2 separate regions of the Homo sapiens genome follow, and region 2 is linked to region 1. Evidence: read pairs that join two places in POLR2A ChIA-PET (ENCODE). Cell type or tissue: PC-3. All regions are shown on one strand. Each heading gives the region's core, and the rest is flanking DNA. Links, peaks and the distances in the headings are about the cores only.

The links. ChIA-PET counts read pairs that join two places held together with the same protein. Peaks named below come from ENCODE experiments on the same cell type or tissue, not always from the same donor. Only the 100,000 strongest peaks of a DNase experiment are listed, where the experiment ranks them.
Region 2: POLR2A ChIA-PET joins it to region 1 with 5 read pairs; 2 of 35 experiments call an interaction of 5 or more read pairs at or near these places.

Annotation. Positions count from the first base shown.
Region 1 is chr13:99,649,661-99,655,037 of GRCh38, forward strand. The region is part of intron 1 of CLYBL (citramalyl-CoA lyase); the gene reads left to right. Among named protein-coding and RNA genes, the nearest start is that of MIR4306, 9.3 kb to the left of the region's middle. In PC-3, for the core only: no CTCF peak of the experiment used is centred there; no DNase peak of the experiment used is centred there.
Region 2 is chr13:100,630,664-100,636,040 of GRCh38, forward strand. TMTC4 (transmembrane O-mannosyltransferase targeting cadherins 4) reads right to left here. Exons shown (of 19, transcript NM_032813.5): 11 at 4,361-4,532; 12 at 4,142-4,273. Among named protein-coding and RNA genes, the nearest start is that of TMTC4, 41 kb to the right of the region's middle. In PC-3, for the core only: no CTCF peak of the experiment used is centred there; a DNase peak (open chromatin) is centred at 2,958; H3K27ac peaks cover 1,167 bases.

The DNA.
Region 1 (5,377 bases), core at 306-5,305:
ATGAGACCAACCTGGGCAACAGAGCGAAACCCCATCTCTACAAATGATACAAAAATTAGCCACATGTAGTGGTGGGCACCTGTAGTCCCAGCTACTCAGGAGGCTGAGATGGGAGGATCACTTGAGCCCAGAAGTTGGAGTCTGCAGTAAACAGTGATCATGTGCCACTGCACTCCAGCCTGGGCAACAGAGCAACACTTTGTCTCAAAAGAAAAAAAAAAAAGTTATATGATGCTTCATGAAAAAAAAAGAAAGTTTTCAGCCTGAGCAATATAGCAAGACCTCATCCCTACAAAAAATTTTTTAAAAATCAGACTGGTAGGCCAAGCGCAGTGGCTCACACCTGTAATCCCAGCACTTTGGGAGGCCGAGGCGGGCGGATCACGAGGTCAGGAGATAGAGACCATCATGGCTAACACGGTGAAACCCCATCTCTACTAAAAATACAAAAAATTAGCTGGGCGTGGTGGCGGGCGCCTATAGTCCCAGCTACTCGGGAGGCTGAGGCAGGAGAATGGCGTGAACCCAGGAGGTGGAGCTTGCAGTGAGCAGAGATTGCGCCACTGCACTCCAGCCTGGGCGACAGAGCCAGACTCCGTCTCAAAAAAAAAATCAGAGTGGTATGGTGGCGCACACCTGTAGTCCCAGCTACTGGGAAGGCTAAGGCAGGAGGATTGCTTGAGCCCAGGAGTTTAAGGCTACGGTGAACTATGGTTGTCCCACCGTACTCCAGCCTGGGTGACAGAATGAGACCCTGTCTCAAAAAAAGAAGTTTTCAAGAGGGGAAGAAATAAGAAGAGTGTTAGAAACCTCAGTTGCCCATCTACTTTCCTCTCCTTGCCCAGGGTGACAGAAACTGTTGCCAAATTCTCACTGGCAGCAACTTGAGTTTTGATTTGGCTCAGGTACATGTGCTCTTCTAGAGAGTAAGGTCAGCACAGAGGCTGCTGGAGGGTGCTGGAGGCTGCCTCCATGGACTCTAGCACCACCTTTCCTCGTCCTGTAGCTGAAATCCTTGGAGTCATTCTTGCCTCCACTAGACCCTTGGATTCTGTGCATCTCCACATGGCTCCCAGCCATTGTGGCTCTTTTTTTCTGGGACTCTCCTCTCTCCTGTCCATCTTCCAGAAGTAGCTTTCTGAACACAGACGTCATTGCGCTCCTCTCCACAAGCAGCAGTCACTCTCAACACTGAGGAATGAAGACCTTACAGTGTTCTTTACACCCTAACCCAAGATTACCTTCCCAGAATCATCTTCCTACCCCATGTCTCTGACCTTCCAATCACATTAAAATTCTCAGGGTGGTGAGATACTCCAGCTCCTTTCTGTCTCTGCCATGGCTCATGCTGCTGCTTCTCCCTACAGAGCCCTCCTCTCATCTTCCTTGAGATCTTGCTGACCAAATATCTTCTCTTCTGATGACTTAGCAGTCACCCACACTGCCGTGGGCCAGCAGACACCCTTCCTCTGCCTTCCAGTAGCTTTGCCCAATGTGATCTCTGCTCTTTGTACCCTGTGCTGTCTCCCATGTTAGATCCAACCACCTAGGTCATAGCGCTACTGCTGGTACCTGATTGCAGGCCCAGCATCTGTCTTGGTGCCAAGCACATGACAAGAACTGAATAAATAGGCCAGGTGAGGTGGCTCACGCCTGTAATCCCAGCACTTGGGGAAGCCAAGGCGAGTGGCCTGACGTCAGGAGTTCTAGACTAGACTGGCCAACATGGCTAAACCCCATCTCTGCTAAAAATACAAAAATTAGCTGGGCGTAGTGGCGCATGCCTGTAATCCCAGCTACTTGGGAGGCTGAGGTGGGAGAATCGCTTGAACCCAGGAGACGGAGGTTGTAGTGAGCCAAGATCACACCACTGCACTCCAGCCTGGGTGACACAGCGAGACCCCGTCTCAAAAAAGAATTGAATAAATATTTTTTGAGTGAAATGGAATTCTGGGTTGTGGCTTTCCATCAGTTAAGATTCTTGGTTGTGGCCAGGTGCAGTGGCTCACGCCTGTAATCCCAACACTTTGGGAGGGAGAGGTGGGTGGATCATGAGGTCAGGAGTTTGAGACCAGCCTGGCCAACATGGTGAAACCCCGTCTCTACTAAAAATACAAAAAAATTAGCCAGGCCTGGTGGCACGTGCCTGTAATCCCAGCTACTTGGGAGGCTGAGGCAGGAGAATTGCTTGAACTCGGGAGGCAGAGGTTGCAGTGAGCCGAGATCATGCCATTGCACTCCAGCCTGGGCGACAAAGCAAGACTCCATCTTGGGGGGAAAAAAAGATTCTTGGTTGTAAGCAACAGACACCACATCTGGCTTTGGCAAGAGGGGGTTTTCCTGGAAGGATATGGACACATTCACACCGTCGGTGGAAAGCAACTGTAGGCATGCCGACATGAATCCTTCTCCATTGTGTCCCTGCTCAGCCACGAGAACAGTGTGCTGCCAGGGTGCTCAGTCTGTAACTCTGCTCAGGATGCAGGCTCCAGGGAGGGAGTGTCCAACTGGGCTAATAGGGCCCACCCTTTGGCTCTGGGAGAGCTGGGCTCCTTGATGATAATCCCAGCACACTGTCAGCTGTGGGTAGGATGAGGCAAGTTCCTCAGGGGGTGAAGTGTGTTTTGGGATAGTCAACAGCCAGTGACTGTTCACCACAGGACTAAACCTTCCATTTCCAGTGCTCCAGTGCCCCAACTGGCCTGTCTGGTGTGATTTGCCAAGTGTTCTGAGCAAGCAGGGAAGTTGTCCATTAAAATACAGATATTGGCCAGACATGGCTCACACCTGTAATCCCAGCACTTTGGGAGGCTGAAGCGGGTGGATCACTTGCACTCAGGAGTTTGAGACCAGCCTGGGCAATATAGTGAGACCCTATCTCAATTAAAAAAATAAAAAGCAGATATCCTGGGAAGGGATAACACTATAGCCCCTGCTAGCCAGCATTGATTTGCCAAAAGTAGGACCTGTGGGTGCAGGATCCAGAGTAGCCATGGATGGATGAGGTGCGAAAGGGTCCCGAATGTTCCAGCAATGCTACCCAAATGGCAAGTGGTGTCGTGGCCTCTTTCACCTCCATACTCAGGGAGAAGCCACTCAGAGGCCTCCACATAACAGGCAGGCTCTCGCCTGGGTGTCGGAGGTGAGGATGCTACTGAAGCTTATTGCTTCTTAAGAATCAATCAAATCAAAACAATGGATGCCCTTCTCCCAAGTGGAAGGGCTGTGCTGGCCACCTTGTATGACTGACACAAAGTTGGGAAGAGTTGCAGTCATGAGCTGGGGAGACACACCCTAAAAGCAGATGAGCTGGTGGCGGTAAATAACACTCCCATGACGACAAGTGGGCTTTGCACGTGTGTGGTAGCAGGGCATGGCCCTGGGGGAGGTGGGGCTACCTGAGGAAAATCACAGGAGGCAGGAATGTATACTGTTTGTTGGGAAAAGACAAGCCAATCTGAAGGGCAAGGGTTTGTAGAGGGGAGTGGTGGAGAGTGAGGTTGGAAGGGTGTTTGGGTCCAGTTGTAGACAGCCTTGAATTCTAGGCAAAGACTTCAGATGTTGTTTTCTAAGCACTAGGAGCACCTGTGGATGTTTCAGAATGGGAGTATCATGATGGATGTACTATTTTTTAAAGAGCAGGAATAAGCAGCAGGCCACTGCTAAGGAATCTGTGTCATGAGGCTGTTAGCCTGGGGACAAGGAGGACCGGCCAAAAAAAAAAAAGTCCTGTATATAAGGGGGAGCACCCAGCACACTTAGGTTCCAGACCTCCATTCCTAGCAACTCACCTGTAACTCCTGGCAGGGGTCTCTGCCTCCCTCTACTCATCCAAAGATCATGGTGCTTGTTCACCAGCCTTATGATGATCCAAAGAAATAGTGATCTTTCATGTTTAAATAAACCTACTTAATTACGTGCATCTGTTTGGAAATTCAGACACACCACATGAGAAGCTACTGGGACTTTTTTCTCCTTTTCTTGGCTTCTCATTTGTTCTCTAGCTTTTTCTTTTTTTTTCATCCTGGCCAGTTATTAACCTTCTCCTCCACTTTTGAGTCTCATAATTGTCCAGATCTCCCAGGACGCTGACAGTGTGGTTTTGGTTCACTTGTTCCTTCTCCTGCTCAAATTTCAATTGATTCAAGGGTGATATGCTGGGTATGATGGGCTGGACATGCCCATTTTCATTCAACTCATCCATAACTAGGATATAAGTGAGGATACAGATTTGGGTGTTATGGCCAAAAGATCTTCAAATACAATGACTTTATCAAGGATAATTTCTTCCCCCCTCACTTGAAACATGGTTAGGTGGTGCAGGGCTGATAACGATGGCTCAGTGAGGTCTCAGGCTCCTTTAGCTATGGTTCTGCCAACCTCAGCACATGGCACACATCTTCCCCAAGGCGGCTGCTTGGTTTGCTCCCACCACGTGGGGTAGGGGGACACATGCCTTCCTTTATGGGGACACTATATTTCTGCTCACCCTGACCACATCCCATCAATCAGAACTTTGACCCATGAATACACTCAGATGCAGGAGAGGCTGGGAAATGTTTTCCTTAGCTGGGCATCCATGGACCTCTCCCTGGGTCCATCCTAGAGAGTGGAGTAGCAGCATTTGCACCCCAGACCTGAGGGGTAGCTGAGGCTGGGCTGGCAGTGGGGAGTGAGGCCAGGAGCTTGGATGTGCAGGCTGGCATGTCCCACACATATGGGGCAAAGAGGAGGGGCTGGCTGGGGCTCGTGTCCTCCTCCGTACCCTCATCCCAAGCCCCAGTGCGGTAGGGTGGGCTGCTCCAACCCAAATCTTCTTCTCCCAAGTCTTCTCTTTCCCAGCATATTATGCTGCTTCCATTTCACCATAGTTTCACTCACTATCAAGGTCTCCAAAGCAATCCCATCATCTACATATTACTTGATTGTTGTGTACAGGGTATTGGGTGAAAATGAAGGTGGGCAGAGCACATAGCCTCCAACCTCAAAGCCAGTAATGTGCCAGATGAAAGGTAAGTCACAGTCTTTAGATTCAGTAGCATTTTAACAAAACTAAAATGTCAGGCCGGATGCCGTGGCTCACGCCTGTAATCCCAACACTCTGGGAGGCTGAGGCGGGCTGATCACGAGGTCAGGAGATCTAGACCATCCTGGCTAACACGGTGAAACCCTGTCTCTACTAAAAATACAAAAAATTAGCTGGGCATGGTGGCGGGCGCCTGTAGTCCCAGCTACTAGGGAGGCTGAGGCAGGAGAATTGCTTGAACCCGGGAGGCAGAGGTTGCAGTGAGCCGAGATCGCGCTCCGAAGTCCATTCTTTCTGTGCAGTGGCTGATCTATCAGAAGAAGAACCCCCTTCCCCACCAGGCCTAAGAAC
Region 2 (5,377 bases), core at 190-5,189, 980 kb after region 1:
GCTTCTACTCAGACATCAACACGACGCCCGCCTCTTCCGCCCCAAGCTCCTGCTGTTTTCCTTTGTTCCAGGCAAATTCTGTTTTCTCAATAAAAAGCCCAGACAAAGAGTTCAACCGCCCTCTGCAGTATAGACAGTGTTCTGTTAGACACTCAGAATGCCAGAGACCAGAAGATCAAAGGAGAAGGACGTGGGACTCTGGAACAGGAACTAGTTAAAAATCTGATACAGCCTTAGAAGGCAGGCCATCATTAAGAATTGGTAAACAGGTTTCCCTAGAGGCCAGCTTTATCCTATGGGTTAGGTGGAGGGAATTCTTTGAATAAAAAATAGCTGCCTAGATTGCAAAACAAAACAAAACAGAACAAAAATCTCACAACCAGGTCACTTAAAATAGTGTTTAGAGAATGACTGACTTTTGTTTCCCTGAAATATAAATGATTGAAAAGCTTGTTTATTCTTCAACTTTCCCCCTAGCATTTGTGATGCACATGCTGAGGCAATGAACTAGCACAGAAGTCGAAGATAAAACAAACATTACAACCCAGTAACATGTAAATGCAAGAAAGTGAGAGTATCAGTTATGAAAGGCACCTTTAATACCAGGGCTAAACTAATTTGTTATAAATATTCTGGCAACATCTAATGTTAAACTTAAAATGTTTTGAAAACATAAAAATCCTATAGCATCCTGGGTCACTTACTCCTTAAGAAAATACCTCATTGTGGCATATGATCTGTTTCATTGTTAAAAGAATTTATTATAGAATTGTATCACAGAGTTGATGGTGTGACATACTTTTAAGCCTTAAAAACTAAAAATGATTATAAGTATACTTGGTATCTCATCCACAGTAGTCTCAGTGAATTCAACTTCCCTTTGGCTGAATTCAATAACTAATATTGATTGTCTACCATATGCAAGGCACTGTGCCTTGACATGCAGACCAGGGACCAGCACTACCTACACTGACATTGCAATCTCTCAAAAAAGATGAGTCTTAGCTCACACATCTGGCCCTAAATTAGAGCCAGTTGCCAATTTCTTACTTTATATTCAATAGATATCAAATGAAACCAGTATAGAAAATGTGTCCCCTGAAATAATGGGACTGAAGGAAACCAGTGTCTTCCTAAGTGAGATTACTTTCCTAAAATTAACTTACATTTTTTCAAAAAAAAGGAAGTAAAGATAATTTTATGACACTTCAATTTAAAAAGAAACTCCCAAAAATCTCAATCTTGCTTATATTGAATAGAATCATTGAAAAATGTTCTTGAGAAAGGACTATTACCACTGGGTCCATTTTGAAGATGAGGTCTTATATGTATTCCTTAAATTAAGAGGAAACCACACACACACACACACACACACACACACACACACACACTCTCTCTCTCTCTCTCTCTCTCTCTCTCTCTCTCTCTCTGTCTTTCTCCTAATACTTACGTGCATTCCCACAAGCACACGCCCTGTGTTTTCTAGCCTGTAACATATGAAATCACTTCCCGGGCAGATTTTTGGGTTCAGACATCACCTATGTTCCATCCCCCTTATTTACTAGAGGCACCTGGGCACATCACCATACCAGGTCTCTCTGTAGCCACCTACATTACTAACCTAGATAATGTCAGTTTAATCTTGCTATGCTTCAGTTTCTCCCATCTGGGAAAACAGAGAAAATAATACGCTGTCTCTCTAAAAAGCTGAGTGAGAGGATAATAGAGATGAATTATAGAGCCTCTGTAAAGAAATCTGAACTCCTTGTGGTGAGGAACTCCACACATAGAAGGGGCAATTACTGCGATTCAAACAGTAAAGGAAAAATAAAGCAGATCTATTAACGTTTAAGAAATTAAATCACAGGCAATTTATTTTTGGTAGCATAAAATAAATTGATAAGTCAACAAATCAAACTAAAGATAAAAGCTGAAAGTAATTCACTATTTTATCTAAGTCTCTTAACTAAAATATGAATGACAGGTTTTAATCCAAGAAAAAGATAAGTAGCCAGCATCTCTTATATATTATTCTTTACTTAAGTTTCATAATAAGATGTCAACTATTCATTAGTTTTGTTTATATAATTTTGTCTGAAATCACTGCTTTCCCTTAAATATGGAACATAGACATGAAACAGATCCAGAGAGCTCCCCGTCTCCACCCAGGAGGATTACATTTAAGCAATCTAGGCAGCTCTTATGCTGAGGACCTAAGAGAGAATGATCATTATTTCATGATAATAATCTATACTAAAAGAAAATTCTTCTAACCTAACCCCTTGGCCCCCATTTTGAGCAAATAGCGTTCTCTTCCCAACATAATGCAAAACCCAAACTGAAATGAACCTACAAAAGCTAACACTTGGCTGGGCGCGGAGGCTCATGCCTGTAATCCCAGCACTTTGGGAGGCTGAGGATGGGCGAATCACGAGGTCAGGAGTTCGAGACCAGCCTGGCTAACATAGTGAAACCCCGTCTCTACTAAAAATACAAAAATTAGCCGGGCATAGTGGCGCATGCCTGTCCTAGCTACTCGGGAGGCTGAGGCAGGAGAATCGCTTGAACCTGGGAGGCGGAGGTTGCAGTGAGCCGAGATCAGGCCACTGCACTCCAGCCTGGGCAACAGAGCAAGACTCCATCTCAGGGAAAAAAAAAAAAAAAAAAAAAAAAAAAAAAGCTAACACTTTCTGAGCACCTACTGCTGGCCACCGTGTGAGGGCATTTTAGTTCATTCAGCCCTAACAACAAATCCAGCAGATAGGTATTATCCACTTCTGATAGAAAAGGGCACTGCAAGTTTTAAAAAGTGTAGTTTTGCCCAAAGAGGCACAGCTAGTCAAGTGAAGAGCTTGGATTCATCAAGAATACAAGTGAAAAAATTCCTACCAGATTGCTTCAAACAAAAACACTGCCAATTTTAGAGTACAGTCATGCATTACTTGATGACAACAAGGATACATTCTGAGAAATGCATTGTTAGCTGATTTTGTCATTGTTTGAACATCATAAGAGTGTACTTACACAACCCTAGATGGTAAAGCCTACTATACACCTAGGCTATGTGTGGTCTAGCCCGCTGCTCCTAGGCCAGAAACCTGTGTAGCGTGTGACTGTACTGAATGCTGGAGGCAATGGTAACACAATGGTAAGGATTTGTGTATCTAAACATAGAAAAGAGGCAGTAAAAATATTGGTCGGGTGCAGTGGCTCACGCCTGTAATCCCAGCATCTGGGAGGCTGAAGCAGACGGATCACTTGAGGTCAGGAGTTCAAGATCAGCTTGGCCAACATGGTGAAACTCTGTCTCTACTAAAAATACAAAAATTAGCTGGGTGTGGTAGCAAGCGCCTGTAATCTAGCTACTCAGGAGGCTGAGGCCGGAGAATCCCTTGAACCCGGGAGGTGGAGGCTGCAGTGAGCCGAGATCGCACCACTGCACTCCAGCCTGGGTGACAAGAGAAAGACCCAGTCTCAAAAAAAAAAAAAAAAGGTATAATTTTATGGGACCATGGTCATATATATGCAATATGCGGTTTGCTGACTGAAACACTGTTACATGGCACATGACTGTATGTACATTTATGTTTACCTAATCTGACCCCCAAAAAATCACTAGCAGGGCACCCAAAGGTGACATAAATGTGTACTATTGTGCAGCACATAGCATAAACTTCCTGAACTACATTATTGCCAATTTGTAGGCATTACTACCCCTTTAAATTCCAGCTTGGAGGAGGCTAGTTAATGCTATCACTAGAGAGTGGGTTTTGAAAAGTGTGCTCTAGACATCAGAATCTGTGCCGTGCCCACCCTCAGTCTGAATACGCAATGTCACCTCCCCTGAAGCTACTTCAAAGGGTGAGTAGATCATCTGGAAGATGATTAAGACCTCATTAGAGTCATCTGTTTCATTGATACTGTCTGCTTTTAAATGACTTCTTTTCAATTTTGGCTGAGTGGAATTTTAATGAATCTTATCAAAATCATTAAAAAAAACCATACATAACAAAGAAAAACCCAAGTATTCGGTCATGGTCTTACACTAAATACTGCGCGACAGGAAATGTTCTTATTCAGCCCAAGAACTTAACAGATACCCTAGTAAGGTCCCTTTAAAAGAAATCTGGCAGCTAGGTACCTTAGCATTGAGGGGACACACAGACAGAGCACTTCTGAAAAGCTGTTCCTCACTCCGCCACTCGCCGCTGCGCAGCACACATCTCAGCGTGTTGATGAATAAGATTCCCAGCACGACAGCGGCAATGAGTTTCTTAAGAACAGAAAGACATGGTAATTGTCACCAGTGAGATGCATCCGGTCATTCTGTTCATCAGCTGGCACCACTCTCAGTTGATACCTTTTTCTTGGTATGTTTGCTCAGGGCTCCGAATCCAAAAGTCAGCAGCACACAGTACCCAACGCTGGGGAGGTAGAGGACACGCTCTGCGACCACGAAGCCCACTCGGAAGAACAGGTTACTCGCGGGGAGAAATGGGATAACGAGAAATCCCAGGCCCAGAGTAAGGATCCTGGATGATGAAAAGTATTTAAATAAATGGCTATTTCCAGACTTCTCAAGAAAAACATCCTACTCCACATTAAATTAATGCTAAAGACCTTTTCTTTTCCATGGCATCAACTGAGAAAAGATATTGTTGTCAGCCAAAGGATATCATCAGTAGAGACAGTTTAGCTTGGTAGCATGTGGATAAGGCACAAAAATATTCCTCTGGCACTTCACAGCGAGTCTAAGGGTAAAACTCAAAAGCCATACAATTCGTATGGAGAAAATTAGCATGATCGCATTTCTGAGGCCTTATTAATTCACCTACTCCTCACTATGCCTCAAACCATTTAGGTACTGAACAGTTCAGTGGATATTGTTGGTCTCAATTAATTCAAAAACTGTCCCAATCAGTTTTCACGGGGAAAAAAAAATTCCTCCAAAATGTAATGAGAATAATAACACTTAAGTAAGTTTAAAGTTTATGAAATTTGAAATAAACAAATACCATTTTTTGGTTGCTACATCACCACCATAAATTTCAGTCAGGGAGATACGAAGCTGAGCATTGAAACACTTCTGGAACCACCTGATCATTCCCAATGTCCCCTATGATGCAAGAGGATGAATTAAGACTCTAGGTCAATTTTGGTGGCTCCTTCTTGGGCCCTGTGGCTACAGTATTTCTATAAAAATCCCATTTTCTGTGGATAAGGGAACTGGGACTAAAGTTTGTGGCTCCTTAGAATTACTAACCAATTCAACACACAGGTAAACTTAAAACTTAATTTATTTTGAGACATTACTAATCTAATTCCATAAACACTTAGGCTTAAAGGAAATCACCTTAAACAGTTTTCTTTTTCATGA